Linked DNA regions of Mus musculus: regions 1 and 2 are each linked to region 3. Evidence: chromatin loops called from intact Hi-C (ENCODE). Cell type or tissue: left cerebral cortex. All regions are shown on one strand. Each heading gives the region's core, and the rest is flanking DNA. Links, peaks and the distances in the headings are about the cores only.

The links. Peaks named below come from ENCODE experiments on the same cell type or tissue, not always from the same donor. Only the 100,000 strongest peaks of a DNase experiment are listed, where the experiment ranks them.
Region 1: a loop joins it to region 3, with 2.0 times the contacts of the local background. A loop is called at or near these places in 5 of 42 quality-filtered maps.
Region 2: a loop joins it to region 3, with 2.0 times the contacts of the local background. A loop is called at or near these places in 5 of 42 quality-filtered maps.

The regions. Positions count from the first base shown.
Region 1 is chr16:37,490,703-37,498,524 of GRCm38, reverse strand. No RefSeq gene overlaps it. Among named protein-coding and RNA genes, the nearest start is that of Gtf2e1, 45 kb to the left of the region's middle. In left cerebral cortex, for the core only: no CTCF peak of the experiment used is centred there; a DNase peak (open chromatin) is centred at 3,269; H3K27ac peaks cover 1,660 bases.
Region 2 is chr16:37,500,369-37,508,190 of GRCm38, reverse strand. No RefSeq gene overlaps it. Among named protein-coding and RNA genes, the nearest start is that of Gtf2e1, 36 kb to the left of the region's middle. In left cerebral cortex, for the core only: CTCF peaks have their summits at 3,356 (motif pointing right) and 3,558 (motif pointing right); a DNase peak (open chromatin) is centred at 3,599.
Region 3 is chr16:37,380,121-37,387,942 of GRCm38, reverse strand. Stxbp5l (syntaxin binding protein 5-like) reads left to right here and starts at 2,985. Exons shown (of 28, transcript NM_172440.3): 1 at 2,985-3,133; 2 at 4,238-4,431. The coding sequence starts at 4,246. In left cerebral cortex, for the core only: no CTCF peak of the experiment used is centred there; DNase peaks (open chromatin) are centred at 3,446, 3,935 and 4,340; H3K4me3 peaks cover 2,500 bases; H3K27ac peaks cover 1,282 bases.

The DNA of each region.
Region 1 (7,822 bases), core at 2,233-4,732, 110 kb before region 3:
TCAGGCCCTTGCCACGCTCGTGGGCATTTTTACCTTTGCAAGTTCTTCTAGAATGCGACCCAATACATTTTTATTTTATTCTCAGGCGAATTTGAGTGGGCCTCTCTCTGATGAAGATACTATCATCCTGTGCATATGCTAAGCTTCTCTTTACTGCGTCACGGGGGCTTTCTCGTCTCCTTAGATGTAAGGAGCTGCCATCCCCTTTCTTCAGCTGCGGAAACAAGCTGAGAGAAATTTTCATGACTTGCCCGCGTCATGGTAATTCTAGTCACTGCTGAGACTTACACCTAAGATTCCTGACTGTGGAGCGAGAGTCACTGTTTCCACGCAGTGTTGCCTCCCCTGGGTAGAAACAGGTCTCTGGTGGAAACTCACACGGTCTTCTCCCCTGGAGACTTCTTTGCTCTCTAACTCTTGTGGATCCACTGAGATAGAAGGTTTGTCTTTGTCTCAGGATCTCTCTGATTGGCTTTTTTTCCTTTCCATCATCTGGATTCTGTCTCATTGGTCTGTACCAACCACCTCAAGTTTTATGTTTTAATGGACATACTCTCTCTCGAGACAGTGATTTTTGCCTCCAAGTGATAATAGCTTTGGCCTTGCTGCTCATTTGACTCAAGTTCTTCAACTCTGCCATTGATTTCCCAACAATCTTAGATCCCTGAAAGTTGTAAGCCCCAAGTCCCACGCATTCCTGATGTAGCTTCCTCATTCCCGTCCTGTATTAGGGTGCTCAGCCGCAGAGGTGTAAAACACACCACTGGTGTCACTGATTTCCATCTGGCCCTTTCAGCCGTGCAGATCTCTCAGTGGTTCCTCCCACAGTTGATTCTCTTCTCTTTGGCTTTAGCCAATCTGTTCATAATCTTGGTATTCTTGTGCCTTTAATATCTGAGTTCAGTTTGCCCTCATGAAACTTCTGTAGTAAACTTTTTCAACTGTCTATTCACCCTCTCTGTTTCCTTTCTAATAATGCCCATGTTTTTTCCTAAGGATAGCTTTCCCAGGAAAGTGTGCATTCTCCCAGAGCGGTATAGCTCAGTGGTTGAAGTTAGCGGTGGTCATGTAACTTGTTTTAACCAATTGTGGAGAGAAATAACATATCATTAATGCATGATTTATCTTCCTCCCTGCTGTAGTAATTACTAAACCCTACATCAAGATGAAGCCTCCATTGTCCTGTATCCCAGGATGACTATAATGGTTGAGCACCCCCACCCCCCAACAGGTCAGTTTACCCTGTCACATCAGGAGACCAAGAAATGTATATCTGCTGGGTTTAAGCCACTGGGTTTTGGAGGTTGTATTACCGTTGCATAAGAAGGCTGGCCTAACAGAGCAATCTTGGTTTTTTTGACAGTGATCAGGAACTTGGACAAAGTGAGCAGGCAGTCTACAGTGTTTAGTGGCCAAGGAGTTGGTTAAGAAAAATGCTCATGGGTCGGTTGTTACACTAAGACAATAAGGAAAGGTTCCTGTGGCTTCAAGGAGGAAGTCTTTCACTTTTATAGATTCATGGGTATTAGATCTCAAACCCAGGACAATGGCCAACTGAGGTGCATTTCATCATCAAATCCTACCATGGCCTCCAGGTTCTCCCAGCATCCCCCAGTCTCTCTACCTGTTACAGGGTCCTGTTGACTGGCATACCCTACCCCTACCCTAACTATCTTCAGCCCAGGGGCTGGGGTGCCCTTCCCTCAGCTGCCCTCCCCTGTACGCTTGAGCCATCTGGGTTACCTGGCTCTTTAGGTTTACTGTTTACCCTGTCAATCAGTCTCTTGGCTCAGGCCGCCCCACCCCTCTTAGTTGGGTGCTCCGCCCCTCTTTCCCTTTTACCCTCATGGCCGACTCGGGGTCATGGTCACTCTGGACTCTCCCAGATGTCTCTGTCTCTGACTATGCCCCCCTTTTTATCTGCACTAAACCTCCATCACATCAGGAGCGGCCATGTCCTTCCTTTAGACCTTTCTTCATCTGACCATGAAAGACGAATTCCCATTTCCCTGGCTCTTATGTGTGAATGTGAAGTCTGGAATTATTAGGAAAGCCATCTCAGTACCAGCCTTCTGGTAAAGCCATCATACAGGAAATATGTTTTTCAGTTAGAAAAGCCAATAATCCCCTTTATTGTTTAAGCCACCTGGGTTGGGTTTGCTGTAAACTTCAAAAATATTGAAATAGGTTACTTCCCTCCTGTTATTTCTACTTCTCCCTAGCTCATAAGGTCTCGGAGAAGCAATAAGTACCAACAGCATCCATTTGTAAAGACCTGCTGCACACAAGCCACCATATTGATCTTCAGAAGGAAAACAAATATATTCCATATCAGGGTAGCAAATATATGTGTGAGCTCCTTGAGAGAATCTTTTCCTATGTATATTTGTTTCCCTGGCAAATAACACGTAAGTGGGTGCCGGGCAAATATTGTATTAACCGAACAGACATAAATTGATATTTACCCTACAATATTGTTGAGTCTTCCGAGCTTGAAAGATTCAAGAATGATACAAGATAGTGTGTGCTTTTCGTTCCAAGCCTGAACACCCAACGTATGCAGTATGAACAACGTGAGGGGAACAGTGCATCCTTGCCTGAGGGTTGGAAGCAGGAACACAGCTTTTCTGGAGAAAGCCAAGGTTAATCTTAAAGCAGGGCTGGGTGGGTCAGGGTTAGAGGGGGGCAGAGTGGAATCAGCATGGTAGAGTTGGGGTAGAGTTTAGATACCATCTGTGGTTAGGGAATCACCGAAGCATTGCTATACGATCAGGCTACCCTGGGAGCGTTCCCTCCATCCATTTGATGCTCATTATTTGGTGCAGGCACCTACCCTGACTCTTGCTAACTCACATGTTCAGATTATCCCCACCTAGTAGGTCATTACATATGCTTATAAAATTGCAGATGTCTGTCTACCTGCCATTTCTCCCCGGAGAAAGTATAAATTCCCAAGGGCATGTGGCAAGCGTCCTGCCTCTTCTCTGGCTCTCAACTTACTGCTGAGTGTGTTCACACACAGTAGGTCCTCAGTTAAGTGCCTACTGTGTTTGTTGAGTTGCTGCCGAGGATTTGGTTTTGGGGGATGATGTTATTTGCCTCCTGAGCCTGGTTTTCAACACATCAGTGCTTCATCAAAGCCCTGTCAGATCGGATTCTCAATAGGGTATCTTAAATACATGCTATTAAAATACCTAAATAGATGTGCCATCTGTTTCAATAGACTGAGCCTGGTGAATCAGCAGGAGAGGTGGGAGGCTGATCCAGCCAGACATGAACCAGTTGGGTGGGGAACAAGCAGCTAGCTCTCTCTGTGTCTTTACCACTCTAGAGTGCTCTCATCGGAATCTACAGATTTATAGGAAAAAACAAGATCAAGCAGCTAGCAAAATGTGAAGACTTGGGCGGCGTCTGAGCTAGTTAACGGCCATCTCTGCCTGGAGCCCTGCATCCTGCTATGGATAATGCTGAAACCTATGTCAGAGCAGGAGAAAGAAGAGCCGAGGGACATGCCCTTTCCCTGTTCTGGGCCTCCAAAATCTAGATCTTTGGTTTCGTGCAAGTTTATAAAGCATTAAGAAAAAAAGGAAAAAGAAAAGAAAAGAAAAAGTCAATTCATTTTGGGAACTGTCACTAGTGAAGTCACCCAGGACTTAAATCACTAAAGTCGAATGTAATGGTGGGAAAGGGGGTCAGAAGACAGTTTTTTTTGTACATTTCCCCTGGTGATATGCCATCAAGCCTGAGTGTCTAAATGCTCTAGGCTGCCAGGAGCCTGACCACAGTTAACTTCTTTCTCCCATTGCCCTTGTGATGCTGTGGCAGAGCCGGCCACTCTTGATGCTACCATTAAAGAAGGAAACAGATTCTTGGGTCACTCATCACCTCCCAAATCATGTTGAGAATGTTCTCTGTCTGTCTGTCCATCCCTGCCTCCCTCCATCCCTCCGTCCCTCCCTCCCCCCATTACTTCTTTTCCTTTCCATCCTCTAGGATTGTATCAGACAAGCTAATACATAAGAAAAGGCTTTACTTAAAAGGCATGTTAATCAGAGACTCACTGTCCTCCCAAGTTCAAGCTCCCAAGAAAGCAGGTATAAAGATCCTTTTCATCACCCGTCTCCTGGAGAGGCTGACTGCCTGGTTCCTGAGGCCCAAAGGGAGCACATTTGTCTGATCAATTCACTGGGGTCCAGGGTCAAGCCCTTGTCTTTGCAGCATCGGGAACTTGGTCTTGGCAGAGGCTCTGAGTTGATCAGACGCAGGACTGCTGACTCATGCTAACCCACAAGAGACTGATCTATAACCAGCATGGCAGTTTATTAATTTACAGTGGGAAACATTTGGCCTCATCTGCCCCTTCTATCCCTGTAGGCCAGTTGCATGGGAAGAGAGTTCATCAGAAGGTGGCTCGGTGAGCAGGAAACATTGACAAGGCAAGCTGGAGGATTGAAATGCTCAGCATCGCCAGGCAATGCCTATCCAGGGTCCCCGGCTCCTCCAGGCAAACTAGGATTTCAGGTACCTCAGTGGGGAACTTTGTTCTAGAACTAGGCTTGCACAGGTCATAGTCTGTGCCAAGACTCTCTGTTTCCCCACATTGCTTCTTCTGGCCATTCTCTCCACAGCACAGTACACTGGGCTTTCTATAGACTGTTCCTCATCAGACTTCCTGCAGTGGAACCGGGAAGTATCTGCTGGTTACCACAGCAGCACCTGCATCCATGAGAGAAACACAGACTTCTGTAGTGTATGGGAAATTCTAATTTATTAAGCTCAGGGAAGGGTCAAGGAAGCTAAATGTTTATGGGGTTCCCAGTGATGCTCAGGCCAGGGAACAACTCCTGTGAAAATATTGTTTCAGAATCTCTTACATCACCTTAAGATGACTGCATATTTTCATCGGGTCCCCTTTAGAGTGATTGTATATTGCTAATTTTCAGGGCAAAAAAAAAAATGTTACTTTGTAGTTCCTGTGTGTGTTGGGGGGACAATCACCATTGCCTCTTTGAGCTTTCCTTCCTCTAATCCTCCCTTTTCTTCAGCCCCGCCCCCCCCACTTCCCTTTCATAAATATTTATCAATACCTAATGCGTAAGGTAACTTCAGAGGATGTTATGGCAGCTGATGCTCCAAGTGCCAAAAGCAAAAGCTGCTTTAAGGTGATTATGGACTTTGGGGATTTGGATGTACAAGCCTAGTGCAGACTGTACTGAGGCCAGCCAATTAAGTGGCGATCTGATATGAACAACCTAGAAAGGGGTAGCAAGTACCAGTGGTCCATGAGTTGATGGATTCTAGAACATACCCTTATACTTCCAAGTTGTCTTAAGGGACACTCCAGGTACTAAGGCCCATCCCACCTCTAACTAGGAAAACAGCGTCTCCTCTTCCTCAGCCTGGTTCCTACCTTGCCAGCTCCTGGTGGTGCCTGGCTTCTACTGGAGCACTGAAATCAGGGAAGCAAAGGACTCCAGTAAGCACTGTTTTATACCCAGGCATTATGTTCCCCAAATGGATTCCACCAAAACAGATTTTGAAATCCTCATTTTCCAGAAGAAATTGAGGCTCAGAAAGGTTAAGCACTTTGCTAAAGGTCAGAGGTGAGCAATGGGATTGAATTCCAGGTTTACTCAGTTTTAAGTCCTGTCTCGGTTTTTCTGCCATTCTATACTGTTCATAGATGGGGGCGGTGCATGCAGGAATTTTTGAGCATGAGCTTCACAGTGCTGTGCATATGTATTTATAGATAATTCTCATAATTTCTCTCTGCAAAATGACATATATAAATACACATCTTCTAAATATATGCTGTAATGATGACTATCATATTCCTACATATAAAATATACTAACGTCGAAATCTGCATTTGCTTATATAGCTAGTTCTGATTTATTTATAGAGAAGAATAAAGGCTCCAGTGGAACAGGGTGGGAATTGGGGTACCTGGCCATTCACTTACTGTTTTCAGAAAAGACTCCATTTCCTTCTGAGACTCATTTCTGCCATCTGAAGAGAGGTTTGATTAGGTCCCTAACATGCTAGGTTTCGAAGGACCCAGTGACAACTGTTACTATGTTTTAGATCAAAGTGTAGAACGGGTATGCTAGATTAAAAATAAAGTGAACAATGGGGATGTAGAGATGGCTCAGCAGACAGGAGCCCTTGTTGCTTTATAGATGAGATAAACTGAGCTTGAGCTTGGTCCCCAGGACCCACGCTGAGCCACTCACATCCATCCATCTGTAACACCAATTCCAGGGGCATCCAGTACCCTCCTTTGGCCTCCATAGGCACCTCCATAGCATACAGGCATGCACATGTTCTCTCTCTCTCTCTCTCTCTCTCTCTCTCTCTCTCTCTCGCTGTCCCTCAAATAAATCTTTTTGAAAAAAAAGCTGAGCCCATATTAAAAGGCTATTTCATAACAGCTAATACTAGGGAGGACAGCAACTTGTTTCTATAATGTTGCAATTAACTCTTATCCCATTGTATCAGTTGCTTTTCTATTGCTATGATAAAACACCATAACCAAGGGAACTTACAGAAGAAAGAGTTTGTTTGGACTTGTGCTTTCAGAGGGATAAGAGACCAGTTCTCAACAGCAAGCAGGAAGCCTAGAGAGTAAGCTGGGAATGGCACGTGGCTTTGAAACTTCAATACCCGATCTTTGTGCTTCAGTTCCTCCAGTAAGGCCACACCCAAGCCTCCCCCAAACAGTACCACTAACCAAGGATCATGTATTCAAACCTCTGAATCTGCAGGGGAGATTTCCATTCAAACCACCACACAACAGAGAGGTAAATGGTTTGCCCAAGGTTATAGGACTATTAAGTAGAGAGGCCACCAATAGTGAGGCCAGGCCCAGTTCCAGAGCCATTTGCTTTCTACACAGCTTTAGCAATCGCTTTCTTGTTTATGGGTCTTACTCAAAATAGCTATGTAGGATATTTATTAAAACTCAACTTGAGAGGATGTGATTCTTGGACTATAAGGCAGGAGAACACATAATAGCCTGTATACCCACATCAGCCCCTGTACTCACATCAGCTGGTATAAATGGGTTTTCCTGGGCAGTATCATTTGGTCTCCCTTAGAGAAGAGAGCTTGAAAGGCGTCACAGTGAGAGAAACTATACACACATCCACCATACCCATCACAAAGAGGTGACGCCTGGACCGCATCCCACAACTGCCCAGTCCTGGAGACCACCTAGAAAAGAGCTGGAGATGGAGGTGGGGCCTCTGCTTCCTTGCGCTCTCCCTTTCTCACTACCCACGTGCAATCGGCGGTCCTTTCTTCTCTGTGTGCTTCCTATTCCGTGTTGTGCAGGTGGGTTGAAGAGAATTGAAAGAGGCTGCCTATAAATTGCTCTAGCTAATTTTGAAGTCACTCTGCATCACATCCTCAAGCCTATACTTTCAACAATGTCAGAAAAGTTTGCTTTGTTTTTGCAGTGCTTCGATGGATTAAGTAGCTTTTTTTTTTTTAAACTAAACCTACAGGTGACACATAGCTGGAAAAGGCAGCCACTGAGCTAAATCAGAATTCAAAACTGTCTAGACAGCCCAGAGTGTCTTGTCTAACTCAAGAAGATGAAATATCTCAGAAATAATTGCAGAACAGAAATGTTTAAAGTAAGAGGAAAACCAGACACATACATTCTAGTTTGAGGGGAGTTTGTTCATATGAAAGAACTGGAGATGTAATTACCCACAGGTTGAATGTTTGCCAACATTAGGATTCAATGTTCTGCTGGAAAAGAAAAAGAGCACGCTGATCTTTAAACTACATGAAGGGACTCGAGGTGCAGATCACAGGC
Region 2 (7,822 bases), core at 2,233-4,732, 120 kb before region 3:
AAAATCCATTGAGCACATCCCAGGAGAAGTCAGGGGACCAGGTACTAGTCCCACACTAGCTGATCAGACAGACACTATTACCTCTGATGCTCTTATCTAGTGTAACATTTCCTGGCCGCTTTCTCAACATCTAGGTATGGAATGTTTGTGCTAGGGTCCCCAGGTTTATTTTAGCCAATATTTTATGGAGGCAAGTGGTCACATTTTTAAAATAAAGCCAAGCACCACCAACAAAAAATGCTTTGTGACTTGCTAAAGGAAGTCAAAACCAGGCATGGGGCGTTTTAATTGAGAGACTAAGGTAGAAGGCAGATTTGGAATTGGCAGTGTCACAGGTCACAAAAAGAATGGCAGCGAATTGGGCTTTTGTTTCCCCATCTCACTGTGGTATTTAGCTCTAGTCATCTACATGACTAAGGGAGGAATAATTGAGTATTTTATAATTGTAGGTATTCTAAGAGGCTGGGTACCAGCGGGTGATGAGAACAGCAAAGGCGAGTTCACTTCGTTCTGTTGGCCCCATGCCTAGATTTCTAGCCAGGACCACAGGAAAAATGATTAGATGTGGAGCTTTTTTTTCTTCTTCTTCTTCTTTTTTTCATTTTTATTCCCAAGTTGTAAAAAAGGAGGTATAAAATAACAGTTTCTTATTCTCAACTACCAAAAGTCCTATGAGGCCTGGGAGTGGCACTCCGTGCTCAGAAGAGCTCCGTGGTACAAGGCCTTGGGCTGGGTCCCCCTCACTGGGAATAAAGAGAAAGCCTTCAGATTCTTGAGGTCGGCATGGCTCTCTTTGTATTTATTTTGTGCTCTGTCTTCATCAAAGCTGTGTTGCCTTTAATAGCTCAGTTGCTGTCACTTTTTTAATAGCTTGAAATTCCCTCCCAGAAAATGAAGACTTTAGAAAGAAGCCGGAACTGTGGTAATTGTGTGTGTGTGTGTGTGTGTGTGTGTGTGTGTGTGTGTGTGTGTGTTTTAAACCCTGCCATAAGAGAAAATAAACTGAACAGGATTAATGCAGACACTCTTAAGACCTGACAAGCCAAAGTGGGTTGAGAAAGGGGAAGATAATGAAATCTTCCTTTGGAGAGCTAAAGGGATGAAGTGCTTCCTGCGCACCTTTAAGTGCAGGAGCAGATAAACCGGCCTCTTCAGAATGCGCTTTATGTCCTGAGAACCAGACGCAGCCTTTCCAATTCCCTTAGAAAGCTGCCAGGCCTAGTGCATGCCCCAGTTTCAGCAGTCAGCCCACGGTTCCCATCATACGAAAGTACATTATCGCCTACCCGATGTAAATAAGTCTGTGAGATTAAGCTAGGAAGAGGACAAGCACCAGGTTCCTGAATCATGTGAAGACATACAAGATGGTTGTCTCGTCTCATTGTTACATAAATGTATCTGATGCTTTAAAAATCACCCAACTAGGAACATATATATATATATATAGTAAAATCTGAGAACTCCTCAGACCACCCTCATTTCACTATTCTGAGAGAACCATTGTTGAGAGTGTGCTTATCAGTCCATCCATCTTCTATGTAAATGGGATTATACACACTGTCATTCAGTTTTGTAAACATTAGAGCTGTATAGGATTTTAAAATATTGTATGATGGTTTATGCGACCTCCTGTATTAATGACTGGGCCTACCCTTACACTTTCTTCTTCTTCTTTTTTTTTTTTTTTTTTTTTTTAGTTATTTATATAACATAGAATCATAAGAGAAATAGGCAAAAAGTGTGTTCGTCTGTCTTATGTTACTGTAAGGAATAGCTGAAGCTGGTTCCTCTCTAAGGAACAGAGATTGTGTTTAATGAGGTTTCTGAGACTGAAAGTCCTAAGATCAGACATCTGTCTGTTTGGCTGCAGCTGAGGGCCCACTCGGCTGTAACAAAAGGGTGGAGAAGGAAATGGCCGTTTACAGAAGAGGCCAGGTCCATGGGATGGACTTGCTGTGTTACAACATGCTCTTAGAAGAGCCCACTCTGAGAGGCAGCGTTGGCAGTGATGTGACCTCATCAGCCCTAACTCTCCCATGCTCCTCCGTCTCAGCACTCCTGTACCAAGGACCAGCCTAGCACATGAAACCTTGGACACACTGATCCAAATCAACAGGACGTGTCCATTTACACTTAAGTAAACACTGCCAAATTATCCTTTTAAAAACATGGTTGAGCCGGGTGGTGGTGGTGCACGCCTTTAATCCCAGCACTTGGGAGGCAGAGGCAGGCGGATTTCTGAGTTCGAGGCCAGCCTGGTCTACAAAGTGAGCTCCAGGACAGCCAGGGCTACACAGAGAAACCCTGTCTCGAAAAACAAACAAACAAACAAACAAATGGTTGGATGATATTGAGCCAGAGAACAAGGTAAAGTATTGGCCGTGGATTGGTGTTTATGCAGAGAGAATAGTAAAGCCACAGTCATAGTCTTGGTGTCCAAGTCTGTATTGGTAGGAAGATGGGGACACTCTTGAAAGGTGGTGAAGAGATAGAAGTAGTACATTTGGTGACTTTGGATAAGGTGGTTTTCTCGGATGAATCTGAAGTTTCTGCATGGATGGTGTCTCTGCTCATTAGGACCAGAAACAGAAGGGGCAGAGGGTTTTTCATGTTCAGCAGATTAGCTCTGCCATTTTATCTACAAGGTGAACCTAAAAGTTAAGAGTTGACTGCTTTTTCTTTTGTCACCCTACATCAAATGCATCATCTAGTCCTGTCAGACTCAAAATATAGTCAACGTTATATAACCCAACTGTGAGCTGACAGGATGCACCAATGAGCTGGAGACATGGTGTAAATCTGATCTAGTGGCTTCCACCACTGCCATTCTCAGCCATGCCAGCCATCACCTTGGTGACTGCAGCCACCCTTGAGTGTTCTCCCTGTTTCCACAACACACACACACACACACACACACACACACACACACACACACACACATACACACACACACAAAATTTTAACCATTCACCCACACAGGAATTTTTTTAAAAAATCATAAATTAGATTTATTTTTAAATAGCATCCAGATCTCTTACCCCTTCCAACAGCCCTGTTATGGTCTGGCCTCCACATACCCGCTTCTTCTTACTGTTGGAAACTCTTAGCTTGAATAGACCATCTTTTTGCCTGCCGTGGGTCACTGTCAAGTTACAGTCTCTGTATAAGACACTTGGCCATTCTTGCCTGATACTTCTTTCTTAAGCACAATTAGCACCTCTGAGAAGCTGGTTCTCTGTTCTCCTGTGTATTCTATATTTTCCTGTCTTGTTTGTTTCTTGCAATTTAGAGTTTGAATTAAATGTCTTATTTATGCCCATCACCCCCTCCCCCCCCCAAAAAAAAGAGTATAAGCCACCAGAGGGCAGGCTGCTAGCATGTAGAATTAATTCTACTGCAGAGTAGACTCAGTAAGTGTTGAATGGAGAGATGGGCAGATGAGTTAGCAGTAGGAGAGTATGACCTTTTCTGCACCAAGGCTGATCATTTTGTTCCTGACTGAATTGCAAATTAGTTAATTATGTTCTTAATCAGATAATTATGCTCACTTGTGATTCATGATGCCTAGGGCTCTGTCTCCAAGACTATCAGTAGGGGGTGCTGGAATATAGCTTCTGGGGCACAGCTAGACATCTTGAAGCTTCGGTTCTGGGAGCCATTAGCTTTAATGTTTGTGGGAAGGGAAATTTATTGACTATTGGGGCAGCATTGTCTATATATGTTAGCCACTGGCTAAGTGTGGCTGCCGAATACTTGAGGTGTATCCGACCCAAATGAAAATGTGCTGTAACTGAGTGGTACATACTATACTCATGGTTGGAAGGCTCAGCATGGGAATTACTATGCACGATGATTTTATATTGGTTATATTTTTTAAAATACTATAAATGTGTTGGGTTAAAGAAAAATACTATTAAAATAATCTTAACTGTTTTCCCTCCTTTTAAAGTGGCTATTAGAACTTTGAAAACTCTACAAGAGGTCACATTTGTAGCTTGCTTTGTGGAGTTCTGTGGATAAACATTGTCAAGGGTATCTTTTTAAAATTTAGTTTCACAGGAAAGTCAGCTTCAGTTTTGTGTGTTGACTCGGTATTCTTGGAAACCATAATAGACTTTGCTTCTGATTTTCCCTTTTGGGTGAGACGAGGAGGTTGGGGTGGGGTTCTTGGTTTCTTTCCTGAGGGAAGCTGCTAGAACTGTTGATAAGAACCTAACAAGTTTAACTAGTTCACTGGCACAGTAGTAGGCAAGGGCCTGAGTTCTTGGAAGTAAAGGAAGCCACGCCAGGAGTAGAGAAGCCGAGAGGCAGGAACTAAGCCGAGGCAGCTGGAAGTCCCGTGTGCTGATGTGCTTGTGTTAGTCTAGTCCATACTGTAAGTTAAATTGTTTCTGGGCTTACCATGAACCTTCACCCCACTCCACAAGAGTCAAGGCCACCTGCTGGCTTACTGTAGTGCCTGGTTCCCTTCCCAGGCTTACGGCCCGGCACGGAGATAGTTGCCATCAGTGTGTATTAGCTGAACAAGTATATGGCCGTGTTTCCAGACCACAAATAAGCTATGAAAGGGGCATTTTTTTCTTCTGTCATCTTTCTTCTGTCTGTATAACTAATGTCTGTGGTACTAATTTGTGGTTTCTATCTACAGCTTTGGTTTTTTTTTTTTTTTTTTTTTTAGTTTTTTTAAAAATTCTTTCTTTCTCTCTCTCTCTCTCTCTCTCTCTCTCTCTCTCTCTCTCTCTCTCTCTCTCTCTTTCTTTCTTTCTTTCTTTCTTTCTTTTGGTTTTTTGAGACACGGTTTCTCTGTGTTACCCTGGCTGTCCTGGAACTCACTCTGTAGACCAGGCTGGCCTCAAACTCAGAAATCCACCTGCCTCTGCCTCCCGAGTGCTGGGATTAAAGGTGTGCGCCACCATGCCCGGCTCTTTTTTTTTTTTTTTTTTTAAAGAACATTTTTACAAAGGACATTTTCCCAGCAACTGTTTAAACTACCTAGCCAAAAGTCCCTCAAAGCAATGCATCTAAACTAAGCCTTGCCCATGAAGTTATTTCATGCATGTTAACATCATTCTTTAAGGAGAAAAATGTGTAAAGAACAAAGGGTGGGCTATTTCTTCCTTCACGTTTGTGCTTTATTTAGTGTTTGTACTTTTTTTTACGGCACTGGGGGATTGCCGCCTGGGCCTGATGCATGTTAAACCACTCTTCTATCGCTGACCTACATGCTCAGCCCTTCCTTTCAACCTCCTTAGTTTTATAAAACTCCACTAAGAATTTAAGTTTTCTTACAATGAAGTGGGCGGTTCATGTACTCGTCTTCATGGTGTCCAAGATGCAGATCCTTCTGTCTGTCTTGATACTTGCGTTGCCTTGTCCTGGCACATAGTTTCTGCAGATGCTCATGGCTGGTCCCCCCTTTCCATCGGTTACAAGGAAGGGAAGGAGAAAGAGCAGCGTGGCAGTCAGCTGAGTCACGGGGTCAGCGTAATTTTTTTTTTTAATGGTAAAATTCCCATGGCATTAGTTGTTCGAGAGTGAGCATTTCAGTGGCGTCTGATATATTGAGAGTAGTTGTAACCACCACTACTCGGGTTTGTTGTGCTGTTCCTGTCCAAAAGGAAGGCCAGGACTTAGCAGGCTTTTCTAGTTCTGCCTTCCCACCAACCCCTGCATCTTCTAGTGTATGGATTTACTTTCTCTAAACATTCCTCCTCCTCTTCTTCTTCTTCTTCTTTTTTTTTTTTTATTGAAGATAGATTTTCTTCATACCATTCGTACAATATATCCTGGTTATGGTTCCCCTTCCTCCAACTCCTCCAAGCCCTTTCCCACCTCCCCTGCCATCTTGATCCACACCCTTTCTTTCTCTCATTAGAAAACAAATAGGCATCTAAAGAATAATACTAAAATAAGATAAAACAGAAACAAGCTGGGTAGGACAAGGCAACAGAACAACTGGAGCCGAAGTAAAAGCACAAAAAACCCAGCTAAATGCAGGGCGCGCAGGTTCGTACGCGCTGGACGCCAGAAAAGCAAAACTGGGAGTCAGAATATATATGCAAAGGGCCTGTGAGGTTAAAAAGATAATAATACTTTTTTTTAAAGCCCTGAAAAGCATTATGAGACAAACAGCCTCCAAAGATGCCATTGAGTTCATTCTGGGTCAGCCACTACTGCTGGACGTGGGACCTGCCCTCAGGATGGTTAAATCCCCAGGAGACTTAGTTACCTTACTCAGGAGGATTTTTTTTTTTTTTTTTTAGTTTCATCCATTAACCTGTGGATTTTGTGATTTTATATTTTTTAAAAGATTTTATTTATTTATTATATATATATGACGAGTACACTGTAGCTGTCTTCAGACGCACCAGAAGAGGACATCGGATCCCATTACAGATGGTTGTTAGCCACCCTGTGGTTGCTGGGAATTGAACTCGGGACCTCTGGAAGAACAGTTAGTGCTCTTAACTGCTGAGCCATCTCTCCAGCCCATGATTTCATATTTTTAATGACTGTGTAATATTCCATTGTGTAACTATATCACATTTTTTTAAATCTACCGGCTGATGCTGATAGAGATATATAGGTTGTTCCCAGTTTTGGTGTATTATGAATTGAGCAGCAGTGGACATGATTATGCAAGTGTCTCTATAGGAGAATTTTGAAATGTCCTTTGGATATATGTTCAACAGTGGTATAGCTGGATCTTGAGGTAGATACGTCCTCAGCTTTGTGAGGAACTGTCACACTGTTTTCAATAATAGCTGTACAATTTTGCACTCTAACCAAGAATGCATAACTGTTCCCCTTATATCCTCAATAGCATGAGCTGATATTTGTTTTATTGTTCTTGAATACTCTGATTGGCATAAGATGATACCTCAAAGTACTTTTGAATTGCATTTCCCTGATGACTGTGGATATTAATAATTTTCTTTATGTGTCTCTCAGCCATTGGTTATTTTTTCTTTTGAGAATTCTCTGTTTAGATCTTTAACCCAGTTTTAAATTTGGTGGTTTTCCTGATGTCCAGCCTTTTTTTTAAAAGTTCTTTATATATTTTAGATACTAGCCCTTTATTGGATATATATTTTGAGAACAATATTTTTCCATTCTATACCTGCCACCTTGTCTGAATCATGGTGTCTTTTGCCACAGAGAAACCTTTCAGTTTTATGAGGTTGCATTTATTAATTGTTGTTCTCAGTGTCTGTGCTATTGGTGTTCTGTTCAGGAAGTCTTTCCCTGTGCCAGTGAGTTCAAGAATATTTTATATACACAGAACTAAACTGTATATGATTTGTTATGTTTAGTCTCTCTCAGTATAATATTCTTACAACTTTTACACATTGAAGGATGTGTCAAAATCTCCTTCTCTTTATGACTGAATGATATTAATATTGTGACTATTTATTTTTGTTTCTGTATTCAGCTGTAGGACAGCTAGACTGCCTCCCCATTTTGAACTCCCTCCTATGAATACTGCTGCCTTGCATTTGTGTATCAATATTAAGTCCCTGTAGGTACCTAAGTACATAGGTAGCCTGGGCATGTGGTCTTGTATTCAGAAGATAGCTGAGAAGAAGCAAGGAAGCAAGTCACTAGGTGTTTCTCCATGGAATCTGCTTCAGTTCCTGCCTCTGGGTTCCTGACTGAACTCCTTCCTACCTTGGCTTCTCTCCATGATGGGCTGCAACCCAAGAATTGTAAGATGAAACAAACCCTTTCTTCACTGAGTTGCTTTTGGTCATGGTGATCAATCAGAGTAATAGAAAGCAAACTAGAATAGATACTAAAGCTATGAATTGCTGGTTTACACAAT
Region 3 (7,822 bases), core at 3,139-5,638:
GATGAGATGTTTATGGAGTTCACAGCTTCCAGTGTTTGGGATATAGGTGACACCCACCCGGTAGGACTTTATATATACAATATACCATTTACAAGTTTGCTTTGTCTTCCCTGCATGCTTTTATCAAAGCTCAGCCAATTCATCAAGTACTCCTTTCTATTAGAAGTGTCACATGAGTATAGTTTTTTGTGCAATTTTTTTGATTGCTCTTTCAGTGTAGAAAAGTAGCTTAGATCCCCCTCATTGTTGGCTTGAGTCCAAGATTGTAACTCCTTAAAGTGAGCTGTACTTTCTTTTCGACACATATTCTAAACACCTTCCAGTTTATTAGCTTTGTTGATTTGATTATTAGATTTGTGATTTACTTATTTTGTTGCAAGTATCAAGCTCAGGCCACTTTTCTTTCATATAGCTCTTTATACTTGTCACATGGGCAGGAAGAAGCCAGGAGTGATCATTACTTAACCCAGCTCTAGCATTTTCTATATTGTTTATAGGCTATATTGTATCTTCTGATCTCATTCCCTTTCCCAAATGTTTATACAATAACACCCTGTTGCTTTTTAACTCAGGATGGAATGTGCATTCACAAATATTTCATTATGATTCATGTAGTAAGATTCTTTTTACTGTTTCCCAACATACAAGGTGCCTCCTGCCTTTTGTTATCTTATATTCAAGTTAACATATGCTGGATATTCACCATGTATAAGTTATTGTGCTACTGTAGAGAATTGCTAATATTTAAAATTATGCCAGAGAGTCCTAACTATAGTATTTCATTTTATTTTTAATTTTATGTGTGTGTTTATTTAGGAGAATGAAAGCACAGCCCTGCACAAGTTAGACAAATGTTTTACCACCGAGTCACCTTACCAGCTGTTTTAACTTTCTAATATTTATTGGAAACGTGTATATTTTGACACAACATTTCTTCTACTTTTCATACCTATTTGTCATCCCATCTGGACTGCTGTGTGTTTTATAGCTTTTTTTTTTAACTTAGCAGGTTGTTGAATTCCCTTCATGATCTTTGTTAACTTGTTTAATATGCTTTTCCTTTATCAGTTCTGGTTTTTTTTTTTTTTCATAGAATACATTTGTGATAGTATGATGCTTGTGATGAGTGACCTAAGTTTTGTTTGTAAACATTTTATGTCTCTTTGCTGAACTGGAATATCTTCTTCCTTCACTTTTACCAAAAGGCCAGACCTCCACATGCTGTGGGCTTGTTTTCATATTGACCCTTAAGTAGGTAGGTCAAATTTTGCTGAAGCAAAGAAAGCATTCTAAATCCATCACTCTATTTAATAATGGTTAACTCACCAAATCGCCTCCTTTCAAAGAAAAGCTAGACGTAAAAAGAGGAAGAAAATCTTTTAGCTCTCATTAACTCCGATGTTTGGAAATGAACAATGGGCCAGAAAGGAAAAAAAAAAAAAAAAAAAAGGCAACAGGAGACAGCAAAAGACAGGTATTGTTAGGTATCTGATATAGGATTTAGAAGCACTTCAAGATCCAGTTTATAACACATATGAAATTTGTTTCCATACTTATTTTTCACTCCTCCCAAGCATGATAAGTTAGATATCATCTCATAAATCTTTATCTTATAGCCAGTAACTAATCCATTGTCTAAAGCCCTTTGAATGCTCTTTCTAAGAGAAATACTGTGCCAGGTACTAAATTAACTAGAAGCACAAAGTTCTACTCCTTAATGGTTATTAAGAAAATCACTATCTGGGTTTGACCGTGAAAGTGTGAGAGGGTTACAAAAAGAAGTGCTGCAAGTGTTAAGGAGTAGAACATTCAAAATGAGAATGTGAATACCGAGCTGAGTTTCCGAAAATCTGAGCGCGATTTGATCGCCATGGTTTCTTTGCTATTTGCCTGAGTAATTCATAAGGCATTCAAGTCTTCCCTTTCTCCCCTCTCATCTCTGACAGAGAAAGGGATGGGTCTGGAAGTGGTGTTTCATACCTAAGATGTAGGACAGTAAATATTTGGGACGATTTCTAATGATCCCTGTTGCTTAGATTAAAGTGTACAGTTAGTTATGGACCTTGAGCCTTTTACCAAAAGCCAGTCAGGGCTCAGAACTACATCACCTTCTTCACAATGGTGCGATGTTTCTTTTTCCTGTATGGAATAGAGTATTTTCCAAAATGATTCAAATGAGAAAAAAGCTTAAGATGCATCTTGTCATGATTTGAGAGAAATGTTTCCTCAAAAATTTAATTTGTCTATGTGGAGAAGGGGAACGCTGGTCTATTTCCATAGGCTGTATAAAGTAGGCAAATCATTTCCTTAAGATTTGGAAGCCAACATTTCCACCGAAAACCAATTCATTTTGGTACAGATGACTTAATGGAGAGAACTAACAGTTTGTAGGGATTATTTACAAATCTACGTTCAACGCATATAGCAGGGCAGCGAGATCGTCTATTAGATGCACCTGGCCCTGGTGAGCAGAAATAGATTCAAGGGGTGCTGGGGGGTGGGGGAAGGCTGCAAAATAAGCCCGGTCCAAAAGCCGGGTCCACAATACAGTCCAGAGCACGACCTAAGGTAACCCTTTCTGCAGCCTGGGACTCCCGGAGCGCAAGTTCTCAAGCTTGCAAGCATTCTATTGATTCACACTTGCGTCCTTCAACAGGTAGCACCAATTACAGCCCCCAAAGCACGGCGCCAAGGCATACTGGCTAGTATGGCTGTCAATCAAATACATCACCTACTTTCCTAAATGATCCCCTCCTCCTGTCACTGGCTTTTTCTCTGACCTATCCCCAAACTTCTTTCCTGCCTGGAATCCCTAAGACTTAGGTCAGTGGAGCTTGTGATTGGCGAGAGGATGTCCCGCCCCCCTGGTGCCCAGAGTGCCCCGCCCCCGGCGCGAGAGTCTGGGAGGGAGGAGGGTGCGGGCCGACTGGGGCGGGGCCTACCTCCCACGGCGGGGGCGGAGCCTGAGACAGACCCGCCCGCTCGGTTAGGACCTCGGAGAGCGCCAGGCACCAGGACCAGAGGGACCCGAGAAGCGGCCGGATCCGGGCTGGACCTTCGCCCGCCTGTGAGCCTGCAGCCTCCGCGCCCTCCGCCTCACGGGCTGGCCGGCGGCTAGTGGCGTCTGAGGAAGGTGCTAAGTCTGGGGTCCCCAGGGACACCCGTGCTGTCCCATCGCGGCTTGCCCTCACACCTGTGCGCACGCCTGTGTGTGTGTGTGTGTGTGTGTGTGTGTGTGTGTGTGTGTGTGTGTGTGTGTGCCTGTGCAAGAGGGAGAGCGCGCCCGCGCAGCTGTCTGAGGTGCGTGTGGCTTCCCGGCTGTCTGTGAGGGCTCCAGGGCTCGTAGCCCGCGGTGGTAGCCTCAGCGCCCTGCTTGGCTGGGAGGGAGCGAGAGAGCCAGCTCTGCGCGCCCCGCAGGCTGAGGCGGGACTCGGGCCGCAGGCGTCACCGCCTCACATCCCCCGGAGAGCCGCTGCTGTGCAGAGGGGGAGCCGGGCGGGGAGGGGACACGGGAGACCAGAGGCGGGAGAGGGGCAGAAGAGAGGAGCTGGGGACAGGTGGAGGCAGGCGGTCCCCGCTCGCCCCTCCCGTCGGCTGTGGCCGTGAGTCACCGCAGATGTTTTGGGGTCTAGGTTTTTGGGTATATGGGATGGAAAAAAGCCATTTTTTTTCCTGTCCCCTAGTTTCTATTGAGAAAAAGGAAGCTTTGAAGATGATGGGATTGTGTGGGGGGGAGCCCCAAACATGGTGGAAGAGTAAATACTGGTTCCCCTACAACATCGTTTTTTCCGATAATAAAAATTTATGAGTTGACCCTGAAGAAGGAAAGCCCCCCTTTCAGAACAGTCCATAGGGTCTTGGTCTGTTGGGCTCTGGTTTGATTGTATAATAATGATGATATAATGCTAATGACGATGATGACACGGCCTTTTATTTTTACCCCAGTGCTGATAAAGCATAGCTACAGCTGGGGATAAAGCCCTTGAAAATCTGAATGTGCGAAGGAAGGAATACTGTTGCTCTTGGAGTTGTGTTCTCTTTATCTTATAAAGATATCCCTTTTAAAGTTAAAATTTGAGGACATGAAGCCCGAACCCCTCTTCCCCGTCGATTACATCCAATGCTCATAAAATGGGGACTAGCTACTCCTGCCTTGACTAATGAAAAGATAGAGGCTTTTGCCCCGTAAAATTCCATGTTTGTGACCACTTCTCTTTTCCTTTTAATTTTTCGACAGTGTTTAAAATGAAGAAGTTTAATTTCCGAAAAGTTTTGGATGGCTTAACTGCCTCTTCCCCTGGCAGTGGTAGCAGCAGTGGCAGTAACAGTGGTGGGGCTGGAAGTGGCTCTGTCCATCCAGGAGGGACTGCAGGGCTTCCGAGAGAGGAAATTCAGGAAAGCCTGACTTCAGACTATTTCCAGATTTGCAAGGTAAGTTTTGAATTGGCTTTAGGGCCTGTTATATTTCTACTTTACTGTTGTGAAGAAACAAGGAGACACACACACACACACACATACATTTGCAGGGCTGGAAATTGTTGAGACGTCAGTATCAAAGAGCCTAGTACTAAGTTGATTTGAATGAATAAAAACACTTTAGATATTAACTTTGGCATCGGTTTATAAGCAACAATGGTATTTTAAAGAGAAGGAAAAGACACACAAAAAGTAGTATTTCCAAGGTGTTAAAGCCAAATAAGTGGACAAAATACGTTTGTGTATACGTACTAAACTGAAGGAGAAATGACAGCCATTTGGCTTCCTGGGTTTTCATTCTGAGAAACTGTTATTCCTTTTCTCTGTCTAGTTGTAAAATGAATAAGGCTCTCAACATGTTGCTAGAATTAAGTAGATAATAGATTAATGTGCCCAGTGACAGTGTTCTAAAATTCTAGATATTAGAAAAAAAGGGATCTTAGACCCTTGATAAGCATACAAATCCTATGGGCTCAATTCTTGTGAGAACTCAGAATTCCCAGAAAAGCAAAGCAACGTGTTCTGATTCAGAGGAAAACATTTAGGCCATTATACTTTGATTTTGAGCTTCCAATGAACAAGCAGAATTTTGGACAGGGAAAGAAGATGAGAAATAGTAAAAAAAAAAAAATGTAACATTGCTATATAAAGATATTATAGTATTACTTTATGAGATGGTATATTTTCTTCATTGCTCTTTTTGGGTGTTACCTTTCAGTGTAATTTTGATATGACTTATATGAGAAAAAAAACCACCTTTAAGTCATTTGTATGATATAAATGAATATAGTTTTATAAATGTGATTGAATACATAATATAAATACATAATAAGAAAAATCAGGTTAAGTTTCAGTCATTGTCTCAGCTCTTCCTAGAAAGTTTATTATAAAAACATCAAATCTATAGTTATTAGTTTACTTAAGGCCCAAGTTTATTTAGAATTAAATAGATTTAATCAATTGTGTGAAATTTGAATACAATATGAAGTAATAGATATTATATCAGTTAAGGAAGAACTTAATAGCGGTTCTGAAACAAATATGTGAAAGAGCCCTGGAAGCCAAATTTGAATTGCTACACAGGAGAATCATGTCTTGATTATTTATTTCTATTTCCTTTCCCATATTCTGAAAAAAAATCCTAATACCCTCAAGTAATGAACGTGATAGTGATGCAGGAGAATTTTATTTCAGATAAAATTAGTATAGAGCAGGTAGACTCAAACCAGATGGATGATGAACAGTAGAGGCTGTAAAGCAAGTAGAGAAATTTTTAAATGAAATAAATTCAGAGGTATGTATGTGTAAATGCTGGAAATAAAGTGCAGCACACGGTTACCTCCAAGTTTCTTAAGAAAAGAGTGGTCATGACAAGTGGCAGAAGTTAAGTATGGTCTATGTCTGATACATATGGCATGGTAGGAAGGACAATGGCCTATGAATAAGTTTTTTTTTTTAAACATTTTAAGCCCTGCCATTTGCCAGCCATATTATCACGGGCAAGATATGTTTTTCTTCTTGGAACCTTGTTTCCTGCATTTGCAGTATGAGAATAAATATTTCTATTTTCCTTATATGAAAGAAAGCTTATTAGAATTTGAGAAGACAAGACGGTGAAGAGAATACACAGGGTGAGAGGGGTGATAAAATATTTATATTTTTGAAGTTGAAAAGATACCTTGTTTGTTGTAGAACAAATATAGCCATTATAATATACTTTATATTTAGGGTAATAAGTTTCAAATAAACTATGAGGTTAGACAGTTGTATTAGCTATGCAGTAATTGTACTGCAGTCACACCAAGTATGGAAAACACAATAGTATATTTGACTAGGACTACAGTTAATTTAAAAAGTGATTATGTAACTATATTATAGGTAGCATAGTCTATAATGGATATATAAAGTAGATTAAGGAAAAAGCAAAATTAGAGCTGTCATTGGGATGAGGACTTCTTTTAGGCTTACTGATCAAGTGTGCAGAGAAGATTCTTTTGTGAATGATAAGACATCAGCACCTTCTGGACACTTTTATCTTTTTATTGTGGCTAAAACTGAAGTGTAAATCCAGATTCTGTTCCCCACCAAGCCTCCCTCGACCATCTGAATCCTCAGATCCTATTTGCTCTGTGTTTCTGAATTTTGTGCCATTTCCCATCCCCGGTACTCATTCCTTGCATCTTACTTTCTTGATTTGTGTCTTGAAAATACATTCTGATCTATCCTCACTTCATATTTTACCTTATTATACTTCATTTTGTTGTAATAATGTGATTACCCGAATGCAATGTGATTTGTTTGGCAGGAATTCTATGTTAGTTTCCAGAGAGCAGTAGTTCTCTAGAAACAAAAGTCTTTTGTTATACTCCAGTAAAATCAATTAAGACAAATAAATGTGATGTTTTATTAACTTAAGTTTATTTGATGAATTATAACAAGCTGTACTGCCAATCAATACTTTTTTTTTAAATTTTGTGTTTTGTGTAATACTCTTAGGCAGGTATAGGGTATTTGTTGATCTTAAGGAATGTAAAGCTAAGTTCCTCATAATACATGGAAAATGCTCAGGAGTAGAGAGACAGGCTAACATACCAGTTTATTGTAATCTTTTAGGTTCAGTATGTGCCCTTGAGTGCCCACTGCCTCAGCTATTCGCAACATACACCAACTACTCCTCTTGAATTTGAATTTTGTGAAAATTACTCATCTTGAAAACACTGCTTTATACATTAAAACTTAATCTTTTTAATCTTGATTTTTCATATGGTTCTCTTCAGAAAGGTGCCCTGTTTACCTTCCTAACTCTATCTATTTCCTTGGTTCCCTTGGCATATTACACTGCTCCAAAGCATCACATTGTCATGTGCAGTGCTTGTCCATGACTTCCTTTAGAATAATTATCCCAGATGTACAGTTGGAGAACTCTCAGTTAGCCTTTACCATATAATTTAATGACAACCTCTGTGAGACCAGTCCTGACCACTGCCTCTGTTCACTTTATCTTTTAAAATGTTTCTGCCTTTCCAGTGTAAAATCTCTGAAAAGCAAATGCAGTGTTTTGCTTTTATATCTCAGTTAGTTGCTTTGAATGTCCACTGTTGACAGACTAGTGGCACTCAATGAGTTCTTGCCTCTTTCCGGTGTTAAAGAACCAAAATATCCAAAGAGAAGGCCCAGGGATTGGCACTAAATAAAAGGCCCACAGGAGATTCTTAGGTACAGTTAATATTGCGGACTAGCGACTAGTATGTTTTATTACAGAAGAAGGAATAATATACATCACTGGTTGCTTAACTAAAAATAGGATAAGGTAAAAATACTGTTAATAATCATGTATTAAACAGTT